Regions from separate parts of the Homo sapiens genome. Here regions 1 and 3 are each linked to region 2. Evidence: chromatin contacts called from ENCODE Hi-C or POLR2A ChIA-PET data. All regions are on one chromosome and are shown on one strand. Each heading gives the region's core, a stretch centred on a gene start or an enhancer-like site at or near the end of the contact. The rest is flanking DNA. Distances are from core to core; before and after follow the strand shown. Region 1 holds the start of KCNH2 (potassium voltage-gated channel subfamily H member 2). Region 2 holds the start of ZNF862 (zinc finger protein 862). Region 3 holds the start of AGAP3 (ArfGAP with GTPase domain, ankyrin repeat and PH domain 3).

Evidence for each region. A loop is a pair of places that touch in the nucleus more often than their neighbours do. ChIA-PET counts read pairs that join two places held with the same protein, here RNA polymerase II (POLR2A). Pooled maps may share reads with other maps.
Region 1: a pooled map shows a loop between it and region 2 (3-fold over the local background). The contact joins the promoter of KCNH2 here to the promoter of ZNF862 in region 2. A Hi-C loop is called at or near these places in 5 of 50 pooled maps.
Region 3: a loop to region 2 is called in a map of B cell, with 9 times the contacts of the local background. The contact joins the promoter of AGAP3 here to the promoter of ZNF862 in region 2. A Hi-C loop is called at or near these places in 3 of 168 maps with a recorded cell type or tissue (B cell, CD4-positive, alpha-beta T cell and naive thymus-derived CD4-positive, alpha-beta T cell), 2 of 37 single-sample maps with no recorded cell type and 13 of 50 pooled maps. POLR2A ChIA-PET finds 5 or more read pairs at or near these places in 2 of 52 experiments (AG04450 and activated T-cell).

What each region holds. Positions count from the first base shown.
Region 1 is chr7:150,976,254-150,980,847 of GRCh38, forward strand. KCNH2 (potassium voltage-gated channel subfamily H member 2) reads right to left here and starts at 2,068. Exons shown (of 15, transcript NM_000238.4): 1 at 1,585-2,068. The coding sequence starts at 1,660. LOC124901776 (a long non-coding RNA gene) reads left to right here. Exons shown (of 3, transcript XR_007060592.1): 2 at 283-458; 3 at 592-1,102. RefSeq lists an enhancer at 1-366 and a silencer at 2,736-3,085.
Region 2 is chr7:149,835,535-149,840,392 of GRCh38, forward strand. It overlaps ZNF862 (zinc finger protein 862), which reads left to right and starts at 2,841. Exons shown (of 8, transcript NM_001099220.3): 1 at 2,841-3,101. The coding sequence starts at 3,078. RefSeq lists a silencer at 2,917-3,376.
Region 3 is chr7:151,083,909-151,088,126 of GRCh38, forward strand. AGAP3 (ArfGAP with GTPase domain, ankyrin repeat and PH domain 3) reads left to right here and starts at 2,567. Exons shown (of 18, transcript NM_031946.7): 1 at 2,567-3,164. The coding sequence starts at 2,834. RefSeq lists silencers at 2,287-2,536, 2,587-2,676, 3,043-3,112, 3,473-3,742 and an enhancer at 3,963-4,122.

The DNA of each region.
Region 1 (4,594 bases), core at 818-3,317, 1.1 Mb after region 2:
TAGGCCCAGGCCATCAGGACTTGGCCTCCTCCCACCTTTCTCGATTCTCCCTTCCCCTGGCCCCCAGAAAGTTGCCTTTTGGAACTGGTTCATCTTTTGGCCAGTTCCCAAGGCCCCCCAGACCTCCCAGGCAGCCATCAATTCCAGGAGTCAGGGTTTCCTGTCACCTGAAAAGACCCCCTAACTCGGCCTCCAGCTCTGCCACAGTCCAAGGCAGTCCAGAGGCCCAGCCACACACCCCAGCTTCATAGAAGAAAAACCACCCCTTGTCCTCTCTCCCAGGCTGGGGAAAGAAGAGCAAGTTTCTTCGAAGGCATGCCCCACCCCACCACACACCCTTCACTGAGATCCTGGAATACAGGGATGGGACAGAAAGCCTGCCCCTCCTCCACAGACCTGGAACCTGAGACCCAAAGAGGGAAGAGTCACTCAAGGTCACATGGCAGTCAGTGGCAAAGGTAGGGCTAGAATCCAGCACCCCCCCCCACATCCATCCCAGCCTCCTCGTAGGCCCGCCCACAGCCTCCCCCTGGGCCCACCCCCACCTCTCAGGGAGGCCCTCAACCAGTGTCATTGTCTCCACCCCCTCAGGATCATCTTGTTCCTCCGCTTCACACAATACTGACCATCGGACTGACCCCTCCTTCCCCCAACCACCGTTACAAGCACGCGTTGTCCTGTGCTCACAGGGTCATGGACAAGGAATGTCATCCTCTCCCAACTCCCAGGGCCCTTGGCAGTCACACCCACTGTGGCTCATGCAGCCTTAGGGACAGGCACATGAATGCTGCCCACCCCCAGGACATTTGCCTAATCTGGGACCCTTCTAGAAGCCTCCCTACCAGGCAGGCATTAGGGGTGCTGTACTCCCGGTCCCCATAAGGGAATTAGGTGACAGTCTCCAGGGCAAGAAAACCCACAACTTGGGGGTACCACAGGGAGCTGCTTACCCTCAAAGCCCAGCTCTAGCCCCAGGACACCCTGTCTCCACAGAGCCCACAAGCTCGCAGCCTTGTCAAAGACACCTCCCCACCGCCCATACAGGGTCTAACTCACGGGTGACACATGGGCTCAGGGTTATATACACACGGCACACACAAGAAGAGATTATGAGCTGACCCTGCATCCACGGCTTTTCAGTCCCTCCGGCACAACACAGTCAAGATCTGGCAAGACCAGTGTGCGCGCTGGACTCTCGGGATCCCAGGGTTTGGGTCGTACACACTCTTATGCCCTTGCACACAGCCCCATCCACGTCCACGCACCCAGAGTTGGGGACACCTGCACACTCCATCCCACATCCCTTCCCTGCACACTCAGCGTGTCACACACACTCCGATCCCAAAAGCCTGAGCTGAGTTTCCCGCCCCAAGCCCCAACCCCAAACCCTTTGGCCCGGTGCCCACGGCCCCGGTGCACCAAGCCTTGCCCCCGCCGTCCCCTCGCCAAAGCCTGGGGCCCACCAGGCCCCATTGACTCGCACTTGCCGACGCACACGGCCCGGGCACGCCCCCCCATCCACACTCGGAAGAGCTCGGCCCGCCCCCAGAGCCCCCTCCCCGCTCAGCCCCCTCCCCCACTCACTCTGGCCCTCAAACTTGCGGATGATGGTGTCCAGGAAGGTGTTCTGCGGCGCGACGTGGCCCCTCCGCACCGGCATCCTGAGCCCATGGGCGGGCCGGGCGGGCCCCCACCCACCCCGGCCCGGCCCGGCCCAGCACTAGGCTTCGGGTGGCCCGGCCGGGCCGTGGTCCCCGCACCCCGCGGCCAAGCCGAGCACGGGCGCGGCCAAGACTGGACTGCGGGCGCCGGGTCCTCGCTCGGCTCCCGGCTCCCCGCTCCGGACCCCGGGCCCGGCCTGGAGCCGCCTGAGCGCGAGCCGCCCGCCGCCGGCACACCTGTCTGCCGGCCCCCGCCGAGCCGCGGGGCCCGCTCCGCCGCGTCCCCGCGCTGCGCTCCGCCCGCCCGAGCCCCGGACTCCTGGCTCCCGCCTGCCACCGCGCCGACAGCCGCTCCAGCGCCCGCGGCTCGGGCAGCGCCTGCGGCTCGGCCCGGCCGCGGAAGGGTTAATGCGGCGCGCGCCCCTCCGGCTCCGGCCCCCGCCTCCCGGCCCCCTCCCGCCTGCCGCGCGCCCGCAGCACCGCCCTCTCCCCCCCCCATCCCGCCCCACCGCGCGCGCCCGACCTTCCCATTGGCTGAGCCGCGCCGAGTGCTCCCCCAACGCCAGCCCCTCGCTCTGCCAAGGAGCCCCTGGGACTCGCGCGCCCAGAAGAGGGGGAAGGGACCCTTAGGCAGGGGAAACCGTGAGGACAGGTGCCATGGCCGGCTTGTAGGCGGCCGGGATGGGGGAAGGGATTCCACCCCCACCCCAGATTAGCGACTAAGAAACCTGATTTGAAGGGAAACGGCGGGTCCTTATGCCCTGGTTCCCCACCACGCCGAGCACTGGCTTGGTATACACAGCACGCGCTCAGTGCCTACTGTGGGTGACCGGGGCAACGCCTGGACCCTCGAAGACGAGCCCGGAGTCAAGGGAGACCCTGGAAATAGGAAAAGCAAGACAATCTGAAGGCCCCAGAGCAGCAGAGCTCTGAAATAAGGGAGGGTTAAACTTAGAAGGGGCACGCCCCCTGCCCCAACACACACACACACACACACACACACACACACACACACATACACACACACACACACACACACACACACACACACATACACACACACACACGGAGAGAGAGAGAGCCCTCTGTGGGGCTCTGCATAGGAGCTGCACAGAGAGGGACATTCTGACAGCAGTTGCGGCCTCCTAGCTGCAGGATCAAAGAGAGGTCCCTGAGCGCGAGGTTCCAACCAGGGGATCCCCGGGTGCGAGCGGCCCGCCCTCCCCCGGCAGCCCGGGGCCAGCCTTGCACGCCCAATCGGCGGGCTCGGGGCCCTGCGGCGGCGGCCACGGCCCAGCCCCTCGGAAAGCCCTGGCCTAGCCGCAGGCCCCTCCCCCCGGCCAGCTGGCTCGCTCCAGCTGCGGCTCCCTTATTTAGGCAAGGAGGCCTAGGGATGCTCAAGGGCAGGCGGGGTGTCTGCCCCGCCGCCTGCTCATCGCCTGCTTGCGTCTGAGTGAGGGTCTCCGGGCGCGGTGTCCTCGGACTTAGCAGTCAGGCAGGGCCCCGGGAAGGCCAGGGCGGGGAGGCGAGTGTTGACAGCTGAGTGGGCGGGCGGGGAGGGAGGAGTCGCAGCTGAACAGCCGAGGGTCCCCTCCCTGCAGCCGGATCAGAGACCTGTCTAGATGGATGGGGCCATGTGGGGGCTCCTGAGGGCTTGCAGCTGCCTCTGTCCTTGGAGCAGGGGCTGGGTCTTGTCACCAGCGAGAACCATCATGGGGGGAGGGGAAGAACAAAGGGCAGGGAAGGAATCGGAGTCCCGAAGGAGGAAGGCGCAGAAAACTGTCGTCGTGAGACCACCCTACCCGGACTCTCACCTTCCACCCAGGAGCACAAAGATGCAAACACTGGGGCCAAATGGGGCCACTGGCCAGCAGATGACACTCTTTTTTATTTGCTGGTGGGTGGGCAGTGACTCAGGGAGGCAGCCAGTGGGAGAGAAGGAGGTGGCTCCACAGCTGATGCTAAAAAAGTCCAGAGGCTCTTGCCTGTGCAGTTATTCCTCAGGCCCTCTCCACTGCCAGCAGTTTCCTCACTCACCCCCCCGGGGGCCCAGGGCCTTCCACAGCACAAGCTCCTCCTTGGTGTAGCATTTGGCATCAGGTGCATCAACACATCTGGGTTCCGGGTAGAACCTAGTCCACGACTGGCCCAGCCCCCGCCACGCCCCAAGGCCACCCCTGGCTGCTGGGTTGCCTACCATGAATCCAGGATGATTCATGTGTGAGTGAAGTGTCCTCCTGTCCAGGCCAGGGGATGGAGAGAAAGTGAGCAAAGGCCAGCAGCTGAGAATGGGCATGGGAGGGCAAGAAGGGAAAGGGACATCTGTAGCCTCCCCCTCTCTCCAGACCAAGGGAGAGGGAGAGCCAGGCCCTGAAGGGAAGGAGCCACTCATCTGAGCTGGCCAGCTGTCCTCCACTCCTGTACCCGTGTTGCTGGGACAGGCCTCTGCTCTTATCCCAAAGGGAAGACAGGAGTCAGAGGAGCCCTTCATCCTCCCAAACAGAGAGGAGCCCAGGCACGGGGTAGCCCTCCTTCTGTGCACAGAGGCAAGAAGAGAGCTGTTCCCTCAAGCTGAGGAGAGACAGATCTCTCCCTCTCTCCCCCCAGCCCACTCCACATACTCAGAAGTCAAAGCTGAATGTAGATTTCTGACTTCCTTGGAGGCTCAGGGTAGAGCCTGAAGGCAGACCCACTTAGCCGCCCCCACACTCAAGAATTGAGCTGAGGAAGAGAAACGGTGAGAGGGGGCAAGCTCTCCCCAAAGCAACATTTCTGGGCCTCAGATGAGCTGATGGAGAAGCCCCCACTGCCTTCAACTTCCCACCTCTGCTACCCCCAGATCTGGGACAAAGAGAAAAGTGCCCAACCCTAATACCAAGAGCTGGGCTGTTAAGCCTCTAGAATCTGCCCCACCCCCATCTCAGCTCCAAGAG
Region 2 (4,858 bases), core at 1,591-4,090:
GCCAGGCGTGATGGCACACTCCTGTAGTCCTAGCTACTCGGAAGGGTGAGGTGGGAGGATACCTTAAGCCCAGGAGGTCAAGACTGCAGTCAGCCAAGATCACGCAACTGCCCTCCAGTCTGGGTGACAGAGTGAGACCCTGTCTCTTAAAAAACAAAAACAAACAAAAAAATTAAACAAATTAAAAAAATCAGTGCCCATGCCCCATCCTAGGCCTATTAAATCAGGATGTTTGAAAGGTCCATGGGTGATTCCAATGTGCAGCTGGAATTGAGAATCACTTTCCTACCATCATAATTACTCCTGCAAGTACTGTTCATTCCCTTGCTTTTCTGTGCCTCCTTCATACCTACCTGGCAATACTCCAAGCCAGGATGAAGCCAAATATCTACCCAACTTTCTGCTTCTAAACAGAATTTCGCAGCCAGGCTTTTTTTAAACTGAAATTTGTGATCATAAACTTCAAATTGGCCTTTAATTCAAGGTTTGAGGTAAGCTCTATTTCCCATTCTCCAAGATGACTTGGTATACCTTCTATTCCCCACTTCATTTTCATGAGATGATCTTGTCTCAAAGAGACATCATCGGATGGAAATTCCCTCAGTAAATCTACAAACAAATGTACATCTACTCCATCTTCTTCTTCCCTCCTGGCATAACCAAAAGTGTTGCTATCCCGGCCAGACGCGGTGGTTCAGGCTTGTAATCCCAGCACTTTGGGAGGCCAATGCAGGTGAATCACTTGAGGTCAGGAGTTCGAGACCAGCCTGGCCAACATGGTGAAATCCTGTCTCTACTAAAAATACAAAAATTAGCAGGGTGTGATGGTGCACGCCTGTAGTCCCAGCTACTCAGGAGGCTGACACAGGGGAATTGTTTGAACCTGGGAGGTGGAGGTTGCAGTGAGCCAAGATTGAGCCACTGCACTCCAGCCTGGGTGACAGAGAGAGACTCCATCTCAAAAAAAAAAAAAAAAAAAAAAGTGTTCCTATCCCTAGGAAGGGCCCTCGATACCCTGTTCCTAGACCCTCCTGATTTCTCAAGGACTTGGTTCCTTGCACTATCCCCCTTTGAATCATCAGTTTCCTTCCCATCAACACAGAAACAAGATCTTGTGACTCATATCTTAGTCCTACTGCTTTGATTCCCCATTTCCCCCTAGATACTGCTCCATTTTTCTTGGAAAGATGGAAAACCTTTTATGGAAAAATGTGTCAAAAGAATGATTTACCCTAGCTGTCCTCCAGTTTTTTAACCCCTAAAAGAGAATCTGTTATAAAGACATGGATAACTCATGGGCAGAAATATAGCTCTTCAAGGTAGTGATATAGTCGAGGTGGTGAGTGGCAGGCCACTTGGAATCCACAGAGTCCTCACTCTCTGCCTTCTCCTCCACATTTCTTGTGTCTCATTCTTTTTTTCAGTAATGCAGACTCCCCTACACTCCTCGAACGGAATTTAGGTCTATTCAACCTTGGCCAGAAGAGCAGAGCTGGATAATGGAAAACGCTTACTTGAAGCCTGTGTAACATGGTGAAACCCTGTCTCTACTAAAAATACAAAAAAATTAGTTGACCATTGTCTTAATCTCTATGTGCTTCTGTAACAAAATCCCTGGAACTAGGTAATTTATAAATTATGGATACTTATTTCTTATGATTCTGGAGGCTGGGAAATCCAAGATCAAAGCACCAGCAGTGTCTGTGTCTGGTGAGAGCCTGGTCTCTGCTTCCAGGAGGGCACCTTTTTGCTCTGTCCTCACATGGCAGAAGGCAGAGGGGCAGAAGGGCAAAGGGCCTAGCTAGTTCCCCCAGCACGCATGTGGTCACTAACACCTTCATGAAGGCACATCCCTGCCCTGGCCCCCTAAAAGTCTTTTTTTTTTTTGAGACATGGTCTTGCTCTGTCACCCAGGCTGGAGTGCAGAAGCGCCATCCCGGCTTACTGCAGCCTCGACCACCCAGGCTCAAGTGATCCTTCCACCTCACAAAATTATTTTATTTTTATAGAGATGGGATCTCTCACTGTGTTGCACAGGCTGGTCTCAAACTACTGGGCTCAAGTGATCCTCCTGTCTCAGCCTCCCAAAGAGTTGGGATTAGAGGTGTGAGCCACCGCACTTGGACAAAACTTCTTATAAGGACACTAATCCCACCATAAGGGCCTGACCCTCACGACTTCATCTAAACCTCCCAAACGCCCCATCTCCTGGGAGGGGAACACCGGTCAGTCCATTGCACCTCCTTTACCTGGCAGACCCTACCTCTTGCTTTAATTCTGCTGAGGCATCACTTCCGCAGGAAATCCTTGACTAAGCACCTCATATCCCCCACCGCTTCACTCTAAGGTGACAACGCGGGCTTTAATTCATGTTTTGTGCTTACCTCTTTCATAGCCCTTGTCTCTGTTTTGTAATTATCTGTTTCTGGTCTGATTCCCTAATAGATCGTGAGTTCCTTGAAGGCAAGGCCTTTGTCTCATTCAACTGTGTTCTCCCAAACCCTAGAACACGGCCTGACCCATGGTAGGCAACCAATGATACTTTTTGAGTGAATAGAACAAAAAGTATTGCCCTCCTTAATAAAAGAAAACCTAGAACTTCAAGGCTGACATTGGCCTTCGCGTAGCCCAATCAGAGCGCTTTGCCCTTGCTGCAGAGGACTAAAGGACGCCACGCCGCCGTTGCCTAGTAACTGTCGCCGGAGGGAGGCGGGGAGGGTCGCAAGCGCGCCGCCGGCGTCCAATCAGGACCTGCGTTCCGGGAGCCAATAGCAGCTTCGAGAGCCGCTCACCTAGAGCGGACTACACTTCCCGTCACGCCCCGCCGCCTGGGGCTGGGCAGTGACCGTAAAGCTGTTCGCTCGGTGCGACGCAAGTCTCAGCTCAGCGCGCTTATCCTGGGTCCACCGGCGCTACCGCCCCCCGACGTGAGAGAGCGAAGTTCTTGGGCCGCGCTCCCTCCCTACCTGGGTGCCCTCCCCCTCCGGGAGCCTGGGTCCCCGGGGCGGTCGCGGCGGCTGCATCCTCAGGCCAGGCCGCGGGGGGAGGGGGCGGCACGGGCCTCCGAAAGCGGGGCCATGGAGCCCAGAGAGTCGGGGAAGGTAGGACTGGAAGGCCCGGGGGCCGCCCGCTCCCTCCCGAGGATCCCCGAGCCGGGCTCGGGCGAGGCGGGGCGGCTCGGGCGGAGGCCCCGCAGATGAGCCAGGCTTGCAGGGAAGGACTCGCCGGCCCGCCCTCTCTTCCCGCACTTCGGCGCCCGACCCCGGGAGGGTGGCGGAGAGGAGCGGACGCTTCCGTTCGGTGTCCGCGCATCCTCCCCGAGCTGCCGAGCGTCCGCTGGGTCGATGCTGGGTTGGGTGACCCCCGAGTGGAGCGATGCGAAGGTGCTTCCTGTTTTCCCCACCACCTTCGGCGTTTTGAAGAGGCCCTGCTAAGGCTTGGAGTCTGGATCGGACGCCAGTGGGAGCTGCAGGGTGGGACGCTTGAGGGCTTGACCCTGCCTAGATCCTCCTTACCAAGAAAGGGCTGAAAAGAGAGGGCATCTGGCATGCTTTTTGCCACTTCTGTTTCTAGGTTATGTACTTCATGGAATATCTGGGCATTGCTTAGAAACCTGTGTCATAAATTGGCTTTGGGCAAGAGGCTTTGAGTTGGAAGAAAAGGTGGAAAGAAAGTGCTTGGGGGCGGAGTTCAGGGATTTGACGGGATTGCCAGCGCTTCCAGGCCGTGTCATCCAAGACCAGTGTGGTTGTGGGCACATTAGCTTGGAGACAGTGGCAGCCTCTTGGGACTAACATCTTTCTGGATGTTGTTTGCTGCCAGTTCTTGAGTATTGTTTCTTATTTGGCACAGAGGAGAATTCTCTCAACAAACGTTTTCGACTGTTTATTGAGTCCCTTAAAAAACTGTCCATTTAATAAACATTTGTGATCTGTGATTTGCATTGAACGAGATGCTGGAAGTATGAGGATAAATAGGAAATGATCACCTTTCTCAAGGAGCTCTCCTGCAGTTTTCACTTCAATAACTTGGACACGCCTGAAAGGGTTGTCCCACACGAAAAGAGAGAAAAGGATAATGAGGTTCTTTTGATGCTGTAGTTTTTCCTGGGAAGACTAGGAAGGACTCTGAATTTCAAAAGAGGTGATTTCTCGCATGAGCATCTCTTCCATCCTCCCTCCCTCCACAAGCTACAGTGATGCATGTAGCAGACACGGCACCTACAGAGTACGTGGTCCAAGCCAATAAAGCTCAACAAAACCCAAGCAAAGATGGAGCTTATGGCCCTTACCCTTTGGAAATATCCCCAGATTGGTTTAGATTGAACCTGAATTTGAATAAAGAGAAGCAAAATGTAGGGGGAAGAAGGATTATAAAATATTGGGATTGATATTGGTATCAGTGATTTGAAGTTGATTTCCAAGCTATTCTGTTCAGTCAGAGGCTTTCTTAGCCTTTAACGGGAGAAGAGAAATACGGTCATGCGCTGTATAACAAGGTTTCCATCAACACCGCTCTCACGTACAATCCCCTGAGACTACAGTGGGGCTGAGAAATTCCTATCACCTGGTGACATCTTCATGATCCTGACCCTGTGTAGGCTTAGGCTAATGTGTGTGTTTGTGTCTTAGGTTTTAAGAAAGCTTAAAAAGTAAAAAAAAAAAAAAAAAAAAAAAAAAAAAAAATTTAAAAATACAAAACCTCATAGAATTAGAATATAAAGAAAAATACTTTTTGTTGATGGAATGGTTTGCTGGAAAATAAAAATACAAAAATATTTAAAGAAAAATATTGTACAGGTGTACAATGTGTGTTAAGCTAAGTGTTATTACAAAAGAGTCAAAAGTTTAAAAAATTA
Region 3 (4,218 bases), core at 1,317-3,816, 1.2 Mb after region 2:
ATGGGCTGCCCCACCAGGCTGGCTAGGGATACCCATCCTCAGGGCTGCCCCTTTCCTTGGTCCCCTCCTCCACCTTCGGGACTCCACAGCCCCTTCAGGGCTGTGGAAGAAGCATAGACCTTGGAACCTGGCAGAAATCCTGATCCCTTATCTTGTGCTTCTCAGCTATATGACCTTGGGTGGGTTATTGAATCTCTCTGAACATTAATTTCTTCCTCTCTAAAACACACCTCGTAAGTCAATCATAAGGAAGAAATTAGATGTTTTATTAAAAAGTGTAAAAACTAAGGTACATGTCACACAGTAGCTATTCGCTCACCTCCACCCAAACCTGGTCTCAGGAGTCGGGTCTTTGGTGTGTTACTGTGTGGATGGCATTGAATCCCAGGCCTGTGGATATCTGGATTTTTCCCTCTGGGCTCCTGTAGCCACAGAGATCTCACATCCTGGTTTTTACAGGCCAGTCTTGATTTAAAATAATCTATCCTAGTCTTCCCATGGTTCTTGCCTACTGTGGGAGCAAGTGGCCCAAATATTGCCTTAGGAATGTCAGTCTAGATTGATACCATACAGAACTAACCTACCTCTAGTTCCATCCCTCCTGTTCATTCATTTATTCTACTAACATATTTTTTAAAAGATGTACTATGGCCAGGCGCAGTGGCTCACGCCTGTAATCCTGGCACTTTGGGAGCCAAGGCAGGCGGATCACTGAGTTCGAGACCAGCCTGGCCAACATGGTAAAACCCTGTCTCTACAAAAAAAAATACAAAAATTAGCTGGGCGTGGTGGCGGGCGCCTGTAATCCCAGCTACTCGGGAGGCTGAGGCAGGAGAATCATTTGAATGCGGGAGGTGGAGGTTGCAGTGAGCTGAGATCGAGTCACTGCACTCCAGCCTGGGTGACAGAGTGAGACTCCGTCTCAAAAAAAATTACACACACACACACACACACACACACACACACACACACACACACTATATCCCAGGCATTGTGCAAGATACTGGGAATAAAATGGTGAATCAGACCCTCTTCCTGCCCTCATGTGGCTCCATATACTAGTAGAAGAGCTAGACGTGTGAACAGCCCAACAGTGCTATAACACGTGTGTGCTAGTTGCTGGGGCAACACATTTGAGGAGCTCTTTGCTCTTAGTGTCTCTCTTGGGAGGTATACCTGGTGCTACTTCCTGCTGTCAATTCTAATTAAGCACCTAAAAGAGATGTTGGATGTTACTTTTAGAATTATACAACATCAGAACTAGGTTTTATGTTCAACCACTATATTTCGCAGATGAAACCCAGAGAGGGCACAAGATATCCTTAAGCTTATGCAGGGAGATAGAAACACAGGTTCCTCAGGAGCTTAGGAGACCCTGTGTGTTGATTAGCTTGCACCAGGTGCTTTGGAAGGTACAAGGAACTCGGGAATAGTGACTGGGTTGGTTCTGGGGCTGAGTTGTGTGGGTAATCAAACAGTGGACAGCTTCATGCTGGGAAAAGATCCAGCTTGGCCAGGGAAGTGGAAGTGTGCGTAAGAAGGACGATGTGTGTCACTGATGCCCTAGGATATCTGGGGGTAGCAGATACCCTGCAACATCTCTGGCAGATTTATTGGCTGCGGCCTCTGCAAATGTCACCTCTTGTAGGTTTTAGGAAACGTGTGTGTGTTGGTGGGGGGGAGGGGGCTAACAGAACTGCAGCCCACTTTGGCAATGGGACTGCAGAGGAACTGGGACATTTCAGGGAGCTCCCTGGCCCTAGAGGGAGTGAAAGGACAGGATGGACAAGGGGTGAGGACAAGAAAAATTGAGAGCCACGTGGGCTTTGGTTGGTCTCTCCAATGGGATGAGTAGGGGAGAAAGGCATATACTATTTCATCCCTCCCTCTTCTTCCTCTATGTACCAATGGGGTCGGGTAGCATTTAGCTAATCTCCCAAGTCCGGCAGGGGGAGGGTCTTTTAGGAGAGCACTGCTGCAGCCGGCAGTGGAGAGCCTGGGCAGGGAGACAGGGAGAAAACTCCGGCAGCAGGGTGGTCTCTAGGGCTGACCTCGGAGCCTGGGGACAGGGGAGCCTATGCCGCACTGAAGGCGGGACGCTGTAAGCGAGGAGCAGCTGGGCCTGGGCGGACTCCTCGGCCAATCAGCCTCGGTCAGCAGCACCCTCAGGCGCAGGGCACTGTTTGGGCATTGCCTAGAGATCCGACACCCCGCCCAGATCAGCGCAGGGAGGCGAAAGCGACAGCCGGGCGCGGGAGGAGACCAGGGCAGCTGTCCCCTCCGCGAGGGTGGCCCTCGAGGCAATGCGGGTGGGGGCTGGTGAGGAGGCGGAAGGGCCGAGGCTGAGTGGGAGGGGCCGGGGCGCCAGGGCTGGAGCGCGCGGCTCGGGGGTGGAGGCTGCAGAGCCAGCGAGCGAGCGAGGGGCGGGGGCGCCCGGGCCGGCGCGCAGGAGGGGCGGGGGCGGCGGGGAGGGGGGCTCGGGCTGCGTGTGCCGGAGCCGGCGGGGGCGGCGGTGCGTGCGCATGACGCGGGGGGAGGGCCTGGGCCGCGCGCTCCCGGTCCCGTTGTTGTTGCCGCTGGAGGCTGCTCCGAGGCAGCGGGATCACGGCGCTGGGAAGCGCTCGGCAGCGGCGGCCACAGCGTGCGCGGCGGCGCCTCCTGGCCTCGGCCTCCGGCCCCCGGCCCCCGGCTCCATGCGCTAGCCCCGCGCCGCCAGCCCAGTAGTCCCGGCCCCGCCAGCCCCGCGCTCCCGCTCGCCGCTGCCGCCGCCGCCGCCGCCGCCGCCTCCGCCGCGCCGCCCCGGGCCCGCCTCGGGCCCCACGGCTCCGAAGCCATGAACTTCCAGGCGGGCGGGGGGCAGAGCCCGCAGCAGCAGCAGAGCCTGGCGGCTCCGGGGGGCGGCGGCGCTGCCGCGCAGCAGCTCGTCTGCGGCGGGCAGTTCGGCGGCGCGGGGCCCGGGGCCGGGGGCGGCGGCGGCCCCTCGCAGCAGCTGGCCGGCGGGCCCCCCCAGCAGTTCGCGCTCTCCAACTCCGCGGCCATCCGGGCCGAGATCCAGCGCTTCGAGTCCGTGCATCCCAATATCTACGCCATCTACGACCTGATCGAGCGCATCGAGGATTTGGCGCTGCAGAACCAGATCCGGGAGCACGTCATCTCCATCGAGGGTGAGCGGAGCCGGGGGCTGCGGGAGCCGGGGCGCAGTGGCCTCTCCGGCGCCGGCCGAGGGCTCCACAGGCCGTGCCTGGCCATGCTCTCCCTGTCGGGGGTCCTTGCGCGCTTGAGGACCAGGCCACGAGGTTTGCCGATCTGTGTTGCAGAACCGGCGGGCAGCTTCGCCATATCTCGTTCGGGGACACTTTGGGGTTGGGGGTTTTCTGCTGACTGTGTTCCAGGGCGCGAAGGTGGTGTCGCTTGGGGGGGCCGGGACCAGATCTGTCCAGGCCTGGCCGGGGAAGGTGGGCGCGGCAGAGGGCTTCAGCTGCGGGGAGGTGGGGTCGTGACCGGGGAGGCTTCTTAGCCGCTGCCCGGGCCCTGCTCCGCAGTGGGGCGGGGGATCGGAGCCTCGCGTTAGTGGATGGCAGCCTTCCCGGGCCCAGCGCCCGCAGGCCCGGAGGGTGGCGCTCGCCGCGGCGCCCTCTCCCGACGCACACCCCCTACGCCGCGGCGGCCAAGCGGGAGCGGGCCGGGCCTGGCGCTGGGCTGAGGCTCAGCGACCGCGTGGGAGGCGCCGGCAGGTCCATCCGCGCTTTGGCCGGGTCATGAGCCTGACGGGGATCCGCGGCTCCTCGGTCTGGAGGCAGCTGCTGGGCAGCCGGGTGCTGACCGACCGCCAGGGACACCGCACCCGGAGTCGGGGACCGGAAACCCCCGGCCACTGCGCTGCCTAGCGCTTTTTTCTCTGGGCCCTTAGGCCCTGGACTTTCGACCGCTGAGGGCACAGGAAGTGGTGGCACGCTGCTGGCAGATGCCTCGCAAGCCCTGGTGTGGTGGGTGCTGGAGGCACCCGCAGGCACCCCGGTGGCATGGTGACCTTCGAGCGGGCACGGACAGATGGGCCTCACCCTGGGCCATCTGCTTCCTCCCCCAGCTCTGTTTGAAAGGGGACGCCCACCGGCAGGTGGTGGGTTTGGCCTCAGTGGAAATGCAGTGAGAGCCAAGGCCTTTTGCGATAACATGGAGTTATGGGCAGGGGCCTGTCCCTGACTTGGGCCTTAAGGT